Regions from separate parts of the Homo sapiens genome. Here region 1 is linked to region 2. A link is a loop called in an ENCODE intact Hi-C map of the cell type or tissue named here. Cell type or tissue: endothelial cell of umbilical vein. All regions are shown on one strand. Each heading gives the region's core, and the rest is flanking DNA. Links, peaks and the distances in the headings are about the cores only.

Region 1 (4,276 bases), core at 1,443-3,942, 160 kb before region 2:
AGTTCTCCCTCTGTAGTGAGCTTAGAGGTGTGTGAACTGAATAAGGTGGCCACAGCTTAGAGACAGAATAGGGGCCCTAGGGTCCTTACATTAGGGCCATGAAGGGGTTGAGACCAAACACCTCCTTCCCCAAGACCCAAGGTGAGGTGGGAAAGGGATGAAGAAGCAGGAGCGGGCAACCAGGGTAATGATCCCCACCCCCATCAAGTTCTCCCAAACCTCACTGGCTGAAGAGTTCAGCTCAGCAAAGCAAATCCTCTCCATCTGCTTGCAGCCTCAGTGCCCCGCCCCCTCCTGTGTCCCTCCGCCTCCCTTGCCTGCCCCGCCACTGCCCGCCCAGCTCTGCCTTTTGTCTACCTCTGGGGCCTTTTCCTGAGGACTCTCTCTCCTGGGCATCCCTCCCAGCTTCCCCTTCAGCTTCTAAGGTCTTTGTTTCTCTCCATCTGTGTCTCCCTAATCCTCAGGCCCCTACTTGGCCAAACACTACACCTTAGCACATTCCCAGCACCCCTCCCACTTTCTGCCCTCCCCGCCCCAAAACAGTTCAAGTAGTTTCCTCTATCCCTGCCTCCCATGGTGTATGCATGGGTGTAGTGGAAGTAGCCATTTACGGTGGAAATGTAGGTGAAGTAGAAGAGAAAACAAGGAGGGGAAGAGTAGCAGGCGTGGGAAACAAGGAGAGAGCAACAAACAAGGTCTGTGACTGGGGTGGGATAGGAATGGAGAAGAGGGAGGGACCAGTCTAGGAGACCCTCCCACCAGCCAGCCCCTCTCCTTCACCCCAAGATCCTAGCAGGCATAGGTTGACGTCCTGTGCTGATATGGCACATCTGAGTCCCTTCTGGACACTACACTAGCCTCCCAATTCAGATTCCAGTGCTCTCCCCACCCACTCCTTGGCAGGCACAGTGTAACACGGTAGGTGTCCTTGTGTGATCTGATCTGGTGTTGGTGTGCCACGCTGTGTATCTGATTCCATGTGAATGGAAGTCTCCTGTGTGAGATCACCCTGGGCGGGGGGGTCCTTTCTGGAACAGGATAGGGGATAGGAGAGGAGCCTGGTGCAGAACGGCTGCCCTGGGGGGCACTCAATTCCCTTCTCCCTTTAAGGGTAGCTCAGAACTCTTCACTCTCACTCCAGAGAGGGTGCCCTTCCACCCCACCGTGAGGTCTTCATTTCTGTGCCACAAGGTCAGTATGGCATTTCCACTACCTAGGGGGCTCTTCCCTACGTCCTGGGCCAGGAGAGCAAAGAGCTGGTCAGCTTCTCTCTGGGGGCCCCAGCACCAAAAGTCTGTATGGCCCTGGCCTGACTTTCCCATCTGGGCTGATGCAGGGAGGGAGAATACCAGAGACCAAAGTTCAAGGGGCCGGGCCCTCTCCTCCCCTGTTCTGTCCTTCTGGTCACTGTCCTTCCATGATCCCTTTTCCAGGAGAATATGTGACCTGGGCCCTAGGTCTTCTGCTAAGCAGCCCTCTGGCCTCATTTACTCAACACAGGCACACACACCGACACCGGCCGACAGCCATGCACAGACACAGTTAGAGAGGAGCACCCACGCGATGGGAGACACATGGCCCAGCGTTGGGCCATTCTGGTCCACACTCTTGAGACAGCACGGGAGCACAGCGGAGCCACTCAGCACTCACAAAGCGACAACATGGCTCCAGAACATCTACGTCTCCACATGCACACATGTAACTGACACGGGCAGTCCCACACACTCGCTGGATTTCAGACATACAAAGACACCTACTCAGTGAAGTCACATGCCACCGCACAGCCCGCCGGAGGGCCACACGGGCGCACCTTGGCAGATCGCACACAGCCCCTCTCCCACCGCCGTTAATCCCATTGGCTCCCCCCGTTTCACTCCGCGGGCCTCCGGGAGACCTGTGTGACGGCCCCTCAGCAACCACCGCGCCCCCCCCCCCCGCCATACACATACACACACAAGATAGGGCTCCCAGCCCCCAAACCCCGGCCGCGTTAATTTCCCAAAGCGACACTCCGCAGGTTCCCTGGGGAAATTAGAGGAAGGCTGGAAGAGAGGCAAGGGCGAACGGATGGGGCCGGGGAAGGGAGCTGATGAGGGCGAGGACAGCTCGACGCAATGCCATGCAATGCCCAGCCTCGGCTTTTTCGAAGGCTAGTCCTGCCCCGCTTCTAATTTTTAGGAATTCGAGATTCTTTCAGTGTGTATGCGGGAAGGGGACGATGAAGAGAAAAGAAAGCTGAAAGCCAGCTGAGGGGAGGGAACGAGAAAACAGAGGCGGCCGCCGTCCGGGGAGAGAAGCGAGCGACGGTCGGGCCGCGGGGAGGGGCCCGGAGGAGCAGCCTCCAGGGAGAGTCCTGTTTACACTTGAGGATCTCAAACCGCTTAGCGAGGAAAGGTGAGGTCAGGTTGCAAGCAAAGACGCGGCAGCGGGGCGCAGGGAGGGGGCGCGGCAAAGTGAGACTCGGGGCGTTCGGACGGGAAGCCGGACGGGATCCGGTCAGCGAGGTGGGGCCGAAGAGGGGTGGGGACGGCTGCGGGGGACGGCGCGACCGGAGCGGCGAGGCCGGGCGCCGTGGTGCGCGCAGGGCAGCTAGAGGGCGCTGGCGCTAGCCGCGCGGAGCCGGGAAAGGAGCTCCGGGCCGGGGAGCGGTGGGAGGGCGCAGTGGGGTCCGCCAGGACCCGGGCGCAAGGGCCGCGCGGGGCCGTCGGGGGCGGCCTGGGGCGAAGGACCGCGCCGGGCCCCAGGGCTGCGCGAGGTCCGGGCCGCCGCCGCCCCCGCCCGTACCTTGGCGCTCAACTCGGCCGCTGCCTCCACGCTTTTCTCCGACATGGTGCCGGGGCCGGGGCCGGGGCTGGCGGGGAGCCGGGGTCCCGGGGCCGAGACGGAGGGGCCCTGGACGGCGGAGGGTGGCCGCGGCCGGAACCTGGCGCGGTGGCGGCGGCGGCGGCGACAGCGGCAGCGGCGGCCGCTCGGCAAGCTGGGTCTCTGGAAGAGGCGGCAGAGGCGCGCGGGGTGGGGCGGGGGTGGGTCTGGAGCGGAGACCCGCAGGGCTGCGGCCGTCCGGAGGGCGGGCGGAAGGGCGGTGCAGGCGGTGGCCGGCGCGCTCGGCCGCGGTAGCTCGATCCCGGGCTCGCCGCCCCCGCACCAGCAGAGCTGCCGCCGACCAGCCGCTGCCGCCCCCGGGAAGGGAACCCGCTTATAAGGCGGCGCTGCCCGACGGGAGGGGCTTCCCAGGGGTGGGGCAGGCGGGAGCGGGGAGGAGAGGAGAGGGGAGGGGGATGAAAGAGGAGGTTGGAGAGGTGGGGATAGGAGGATGAAAGCGAGGGGAGGGAGAGCTAGGGAGTCGGGAGGGAGGACGAGACCAGGAGGGGGAAATGGAGAGACTGACGGCCGCGGAGAAAGAGTGGGGCGAGGAGGTGGGAAGGGGTGGGGTTCCTGCGGGGAGGCACCTTTCCAAATCCCAACCTACTGCCTGCGAATGTGGAGTCTGGCTTTTGGGGGCGGACTGGAGAGGTGGCCAGAATCCTACTGACCCCAAAAAAAGCCCTGGGATTTTGCCAAGGGGTGGGGTGAGGGGAGCAGATGGGAAGATAGGGCAGGTATTTGAGAAACCAAAAGCTTAAAGAAGAGGAAGAGGGTTCGGGCGCTCCTTCCACACCACGCCGGATTTCCCCCTCTCATCCTCCATCCACATTCTCTGGATGGCCTTGAGGAGGGATGGGAGGGCAGAAAGGGCGGCCCAGCCTTCTGTCCCGCCAGATTGACACTTGTGACCCTTGCCGGGTGCCTCCCTTCCTGGCCCCGTGCTGTGAGCCGGGGGGAGTCAGGCCCCCTGGTCTCCTTTGCTGTCTTCCAGCTCTCTTCCATCTTCTACCTCTCTTATTCGCCCGTCTCACCTCACTTTTATTCGCCTGGTCCTTCTATTTCTCTTCATCCGTCCTCAGTCATCTGTACCTAGACCCCTCCTTCACAACCAATTATAACTCGAATCGCTCCCATTCTTCTCTCACCTCTTCTCCACTCCTCACTGACTCTCTTCTGCCCTTCCACCTCTGGTCTCTTTCCCTATCTTTCCCAGACAACCCTGCTCTTGTCTTATCTGAGTCAGGCACCTGGCCCTCTATTCTTGGCTGGCTTTCCTCAACTCCTCTTTCTGTCCTCATTTTTTACATTTTCCATCCTTCAGCTTTTCTCATTCCTCTGCTGCCATCTTCCCTAGCCTTTCTGGGTTATATTTGCCTCCTTTGCAAATATAATACAGGTCCAGGTCTGGAGT
Region 2 (6,849 bases), core at 2,286-4,785:
GAGTCAGCCAGGAGCTAGCGGAAGACTTGTCTGCATCCCTGGTGCTCTGCTCAGGAGCAGGGGGATTGTAATTCCCTGAGGCAAGCTCTTGCCTTCCCTGAACTCATTTCTTTGTACCAGTTCTCCAGTCCCTTGGATCCTAGAGAAGGGGAGAGCCATCTGGCCAGGCCTTCCTCTAGGAAAATGAGATGAGAAGGGTAATGCAGAGATGGCATGAGGTTCATCCCACTCACTACTGGTTAGTAAAGGGCCCTTTCTACAAGGAAGTCCAAGTTTCTTTTCAACTCGTCCCACTTCCATAGGTCTTGGACCCATGCAAAAAAGGTACATGAGCAGAGGGAGACATTATCCTTGGCCTGGGGTTAGGGCAGCAAGGCAGTGGTGCTGGGACATTGGTTTTCACTCAGGTCCTGAATCTCTGGGAGTCAGGAAAAGGGAAAAGTGACAGGCTGATGGGTTAGGTTTTCTGAGGGCCAAAGGGTTTTAAGATTGGGCTCTTTCCTGGCCAGGCGCAGTGGCTCACGCCTGTAATCCCAGCACTTTGGGAGGCCGAGGCGGGCGGATCACCTGAGTTTGGGCGTTCGAGACCAGCCTGACCAATATGGAGAAACCCCGTCTCTACTAAAAATACAAAATTAGCCGGGCATGGTGGCACATGCCTGTAATCCCAGCTACCCGGGAGGCTGAGGCAGGAAAATCACTTGAACCTGGGAGGCTGAGGTTGCAGTGAGCCGAGATCGCGCCATGGCACTCCAGCCTGGGCAACAAGAGCGAAACTCCGTCTCAAAAAAAAAAAAAAAAAAAAAAATTAGGCTCTTTCCTGAGGTGGGAAGATCACTTGAGTCCAGAAGTTCAAGATCAGCCTGGCAACATAGTGAAACCCCGTCTCTACAATAAATTTAAAAATTAGCTGGGTGTGGTGGTGTATGCCCGTGGTTCCAGCTACAGGTGGGAGGCTGAGGTGGGATGATCACTTGAGCCCAGGAGGTTGAGGTTGCAGTGAGCTGTGATTGCGCCACTGAGACCCTGTCTCTCAAAAAAACAAAAAACAAAACAAAAAAAATTCGGTTATTTCAGCTTCTAGGATTGGGTCCATAGGGTGGCTGGAGGGTATGCATAATAAGGGAAGGAGATGGTATACGCTGGAGGGCTACCTTGGGGCATAATTCAATGTAGAAGGTTTCCTGGACTGCTGACTTCTTTTTTTTTTTTTTTTTTTCTGAGGCAGAGTCTTGCTCTGTTGCCCAGGCTGTAGTGCAGTGGTGCAATCTCAGCTCCCTGCAACCTCTACCTCCTGGGTTCAAGCAATTCTCCTGCCTCAGCCCTTGAGTAGCTAGGATTACAGGCACGTGCCACCATGTCAGGCTAATTTTTGTATGTTTAGTAGAGACGGGGTTTCACCATTTTGGCCAGGCTGGTCTTGAACTCCTGACCTTGTGATCCACCTGCCTTGGCCTCCCAAAGTGCTGGGATTACAGGCATGAGCCACCATGCCCCGCTGGAATATTGACTTCTATACAGGCAGGGGAAGATGGGGAACATTATACAACTAAAGATTTTTTTTTTTTTGAGGTGGAGAATGTGGCCCCAACAAGATGAGGATGGAGGCCATTGGAGATACTATGAGACTTCAGGATATAAAATGGGAAAGTGCCTGAAAAATATGGGACATTGAGGATAAGCAGGATTTGGTGTTCAAGAATGAGGGAAACAATGCTGGTATATTGTGGAGTCTCTTAAGAAGGAAGGACATGAACATATTATAGGATTTCAGTATTAGGAATGCTGGATGGATGAACATTGCTTTCCAAGAAAAATCCCCTAGTAAGTAGGGAACAGATAGGAGATCATGTTGACTATGGTCTATACCCATAAATCCTTTAAGTATCATCTTCCAGCCTCTAGAAGGACCACGATAAATCTTATTGGGATATGTTCTCTCTTGGAACCAGTGGGATTTTATTTTCTGTAACAGGAAATTGGGAAACAGTGCTCAGCAGTTCTCCCTTGGCACCATTCTGTCGTGTATCATAGTTTGCTTGGTTGCTTATGCTTTTTGAAGGGAGGCCCCCTGGTCTTCCTTGATTCTCCATGGTGCGGAGCTCGGCCTTGCTAGGTACTCTGTCAACACAGGTTGAATGAACATGAGTAGTGGTGAGTAGCGGGAGGGCAGGCCTTCACTCTTGGTGTGTATAGAGCAGGAACCTGAGTTCACATCGTGATGGGATGTCCATCCCCAGGAATGGCCTGGGGGTGTTGGTGAAAGATCCCTGACCTGGGGATGTGGTGAGGGGGAGGATTGCTAGAATGTTGAGAGATAGTCTTTGGATGGGAGTTGGTAATTATTATGGGATGCTGTAGGGTGAATTAGACTTCATGTAAATGTTTCATCTGTCAGCTTGGTATTTTGGTTGGTTGGTGTTCCTCAAAACTTAGGAGCTGGAGGTAAGCATCTGGAAAATACCTAGATTTTGGTGGGACTGGGTGGGGCCCTAGGTGGGCTCCCAGCCCCCGAGTGTCTGGAAATGATGGTATGAGGGAAGCTGGGGTCCCAGACATCAGGAGGCTTTTTGCCAGGATACTACTTTGGCCCAGAAAGGGATTAAGGTGTGTGCAAGTGGGGGCGGGGACAAGGAAGCGTGGGTAGCCTGCCTGGCCCTCCCTGCTCTGGGTGTTAGAATAGACTGACAGCGCCTGGAGATGGGGGTGGGAAGAATATGAATATTATGGGATGCCTGGCTCGAAGGGTATAGGGGTGGTAGAGTGGAGATGAAGCATTATGGGATGTGACACTGGGTTGTGTTGGGAGTATTATGGTATGTTTGGTTGACCACGGGCTCCTTGCAATTATTATGGGATGTCAGGATGTGGGTAGGAGAGTAAAATTATTATGGGATAGCTTTCCAGTGTTAGAGGAAAAGAGATTAGATGTCCATCTGTGGGGCGACAGTAGGGCTGTTGATCATTATGGGTTATCTTTTTGATAGAGGAGGGGTACTTACTATAGGCTGTGGAGCTAGAAGAGGGAAGGCTGGGGGTGATGTGAGCCTCTAGACCCTGGCCTGCAGGGACTGAGGGCAGCTCTAGGGGGTTAGTTATTATGGGATGTCAGTATAGAAAGTGGGAGACTGATTATTACGGGATGTGTGTGGGAGGAGGCCGAGTGTCCGTTGTTGTAGTATGGGGGGGGGTGAGTTTCTGACTATTATGGGATATCAAACTGGGGGTGGATGAAGGATGGTTATTATGGGATGTCTGTGGGGGATGGGGCTGAATATTATGGGATATGAGGCATAAGTGCTGCGAGGGGTGCTTATTATGGGATGGCCATGGGGAGGGAGGGGTGATGAATTATTATGGGATGTTAGCATTAGGTCCAAGAGTGAAGAAGAAGTTGGCAAAGGATGTCTATTATGGGATGTCTAAGAGGGTTAGTTGCAAAAGGTCTGCAATATTTTGAGATGTCAGCAGTCTCTGGCATATGTGTATGAAATGTGGGGGGGCAGGGTGTGTGTGTGTTGTGTGTGTGTGTGTGTGTGTGTGTGTGTGTGTGTGTGTGTGTGTTGGGGGGGGGGGTGTCCGTGTGTATTATGGGATGGCCAGGAGGTGGGCGGTTGCCCAGGTGACGCGCGCGCGCCCGCTGCGAAGGGGGCGTGGCCAGTGGTTGCCTGAGCGACGAGGGGGCGGGGGTTGCCCGGGAGACCTGGGGAGGAGGGTGGCGGTAGTGGAAGGGGGGGGTTGGAGTTGGTTGAGGTTATTATGGGCTGTCCGTGGGGGGGCGGGGCCTGTGCGGTGGGATTTCCCGGCCGGTGTTTCAGGCCCTTTAAGAGGCGACGCTGGAGCCGGAGCCATTTTCCCCCCTTCGGCCGCGGCGAGGAGGAGCCGGAGCGGGAGTGACACCGAGCCGGACCCAGCGCGACCTGCGGCGGCTCCGGGGTGAGGAGAGCGCGGGGTTCCCAAAGAGACGCCCCTCACGGCCCTACCAGCCCCGAGGGTCATCCCGTCACCCGCCCCTTCCTCAGGCGTCTCCGGACCCGCGGACCGCCCCTTGCCCAGAGGAGCCGACCCTTCCTTTCCTGGCCCTGCAGGGCGCCCGGCCTCCTCCCCAGCCCCCGCCCTAACCCTGCCGGAGTCTTGCTCCCCGCGACCCCCCGCCTCCGGCTTGGTCTCCCACAATGCCCGGCGCCCACCCCCTCGCCCTTTGATCACTTGCCCCCCGGGACACGTGGCCCGGCCCCCTTCCCGGTGGGACGCTTTCGCCCCCCGCGTCCCTGCCTCCGGCCCCCCGCAGCGCCCGAGCCTCCACGCCCCCTCGTCCCCGCAGCTCTTGAGGAGAACCTGAGTTGTCCCAGAGGACAGCCTTTGGAGAGCTGCCCTGTCTGGGGACTGGCCCCTCCCCGGGCGCAGGGAGGCGCCCCCCCACCCCCAAGTGACCTTGTGTCCCCGAGCGCCTCGCCGCCTGCGGCCTCCCCTGGCCCCCCCGCGCCGCTGCCACTCGGACCCCCTCCCCCGTCACACCCCGCTCGGTCCAGCCCCGCGTCTCCCCTCCCCGCGCTTGCACCAGCCTGCCCTCGGAGGCGTCGCTCCCTCGCTCCGTGGGGGCGCCTGCCGGGGAGCCGGCTTCCGGGCTGCCCCCGAGGAGTGTGGAACTAAGTTCAGCCTGAGCGGTTCGGGTGCCCTGCTAGGGTGGCTGGGGTGGGGGGCGGAAAGAGCGGGTGGGTGTGGGGGAGGGGGACAGTGCGCGTCACTGACTGTTCTGTGTTTCTCCCCCCTCCCCCGCACAGTGACTCGGGCCAGTGTAGAGGTCCTCAGGCCGCCGGCAGGAGCAGCTGGGCCAATTCCCTGGCCGGGAGCGGAAGGGGATGGCGTCGGGCCTGGGCTCCCCGTCCCCCTGCTCGGCGGGCAGTGAGGAGGAGGATATGGATGCACTTTTGAACAACAGCCTGCCCCCACCCCACCCAGGTAACATCTTCCCCAAGGGCCCATGGCGGGAAGGAGACATCTGGGGCTCTCCCGAGTGACTCCTCTGGTGAGGCAGGGCTGTGTTGCTCCGCTGTCTCTGTGCAGAGCCGGAGGTGGAGGGTATCCGAAGGGAGTGGTTCCCTTCTGCGGAGCTCTGGTGTGAGGGGGGTGGAAGCCATGTGCCTCCTGGGCACGGAGATGCCAGCTTGCTGCACTCTGTCTTGAGGAATGCTCTGCAGTTCCCAGTTGAGGGAGCTCTCTGGGCTGGCAGGCATTACCTGGTATGTGGGTCCTCGGAGGAATGCAGGTAGCTGGGACCCCTGGAGGCTTGTGGTGGTGGTGGTGGAGGGGGGCGTTGAGGATTCTGTTTGAAAGACCAGCCGGGCATCTGTGCTAGTAGGATCCTGTGGTTGCTGCTGTGGAAAGGAAAGAGGGAGTGCTGGTTACACTCTATCTGATTATTTTTAGCTTCTGATCGGTTACCGGTTTTCTGTGCTGTCTGAACTGTGTGAAGTTTGAATCGCGCTCCTCAGCAGGATCTGGAGTGCTTAAAGCAGCCAGGCAGATTGCTGGAATGTTTTGAGTGGGGAAGTGATGGGGGCTCGGGGAGGATGTAATAGCCTAGTGAAGAGGGGCAAAAGAAGGGAGGGCACTCCTCCTCCTGGTGAGTGGACATAGTTTTGGCTTTTTTCCTAGTGGCTTCTGTCTCTATGAGGTAGCCTGCGGTTTAGGCTGGCAGTGTGAAGTGTCTGTGTAGGTGTGCTAGGGGTTACGCTATCTGTGTTTTGGGGTGGCTTCATGAACTGGCCAAACCCGTATGGTTGTAACCACCCTGTCTGATTGGGGGAACTGTTGTCTATCCTCAAATGATGGTTGATGTCATGCCCCTAAGCAGATGTCTTTCTCTTCTGTGTCCTTTTTCAGAGCCCCTAGCTGTGTCACCTACTCATCTCCTTGACCTTCATGTTTTCTAGTTTAATTTTTTTTTCTACATGTCATTTCTTCATTCCTTCTGCTTCTAGTTTTCTTCTCATTCTGGAGCCTGCTGATCCTGTTTTTGTTTCTCATCCAGCATCATTCACTTCTGCCTTCTCTCTTCTTAGCTTCAGTGGAAGTTGAGGTGGTCTGGGAGAGATGCTTTCACATTTGGCACTTTTTAAGTTGGAATTCTTCACTTCAACCTGAGGCCATTTAGGAGAGGGGTTAGTGTTGTCATGGAGTCTGGGCTGTTGGGATGAGAAACTTGGTTTCATCCTTGTGTAGAGTAGGGGGCAGATTTCCATGCCCTTGCCCAAGGTGAGGGCGGAGTTGTGGTGCTGGTAAGGGGACCCTGTCCTTCTGAGAGGGGCATGAGAAACAGTAGTGCTGCCTAAACATTCTGGGTTCCACGTCTTGGCCTCCCATTGGCCACTTGGGCTGGGGCTGCCTTTCATGTTGACCGGGAGCTGCGCAGGAGCTGTGAACTCTGTCCTGAGCTGTAGCATGACCCACTTTTTCCACTTGCCACACCCCATTCCTGTCCCTTTCCTAAATCTTCTCTATATCTCAGTAAGTTTGCGGTTTGCCATTTCAGCATATTATTTGCCTGAGAAGTTTGGGGGGCTCCATGTGCATGGAAGGATGTCCCCTTTGCCTCCATGGGTTGTCTTTGTCTCCACTTCCAGCTTTTATGGGGGTGGTGAGATGTAGCTGATGGGGGTTGGGGGTTGACTTGGGGATTGGTGGGGAAAAGTCCTTAAGAAAATGATTCTTTCTGGTGAAATCCAGGCTGATGTTGCATTCCCAAGGGGGAATGGGAGGGGCGTTCTTGTGCCTGGTCTTATTCTGGGCTGAGAAGCAGGGAGGCTGATGGTGCTTTGTCCAGCCTAATGTCTCATTCCCTAGTAT

Evidence for each region. Hi-C counts contacts between places; a loop is a spot of excess contacts. Peaks named below come from ENCODE experiments on the same cell type or tissue, not always from the same donor. Only the 100,000 strongest peaks of a DNase experiment are listed, where the experiment ranks them.
Region 1: it touches region 2 in a loop (5-fold over the local background); 44 of 110 quality-filtered maps call a loop at or near these places.

What each region holds. Positions count from the first base shown.
Region 1 is chr12:6,765,259-6,769,534 of GRCh38, reverse strand. It overlaps PTMS (parathymosin), which reads right to left and starts at 3,172. Exons shown (of 5, transcript NM_002824.6): 1 at 2,785-3,172. The coding sequence starts at 2,829. RefSeq lists silencers at 2,368-2,867, 2,978-3,307. In endothelial cell of umbilical vein, for the core only: a CTCF peak has its summit at 2,584; DNase peaks (open chromatin) are centred at 2,504 and 3,224; H3K4me3 peaks cover 2,393 bases; H3K27ac peaks cover 769 bases.
Region 2 is chr12:6,604,387-6,611,235 of GRCh38, reverse strand. It overlaps CHD4 (chromodomain helicase DNA binding protein 4), which reads left to right and starts at 3,857. Exons shown (of 40, transcript NM_001273.5): 1 at 3,857-3,936; 2 at 4,785-4,962. The coding sequence starts at 4,863. It overlaps LOC124902867 (a long non-coding RNA gene), which reads right to left and starts at 5,350. Exons shown (of 2, transcript XR_007063193.1): 1 at 5,241-5,350; 2 at 1,926-2,121. RefSeq lists enhancers at 3,237-3,386, 5,127-5,286 and silencers at 3,977-4,076, 4,487-4,546, 4,727-4,776. In endothelial cell of umbilical vein, for the core only: no CTCF peak of the experiment used is centred there; a DNase peak (open chromatin) is centred at 3,775; H3K4me3 peaks cover 1,060 bases.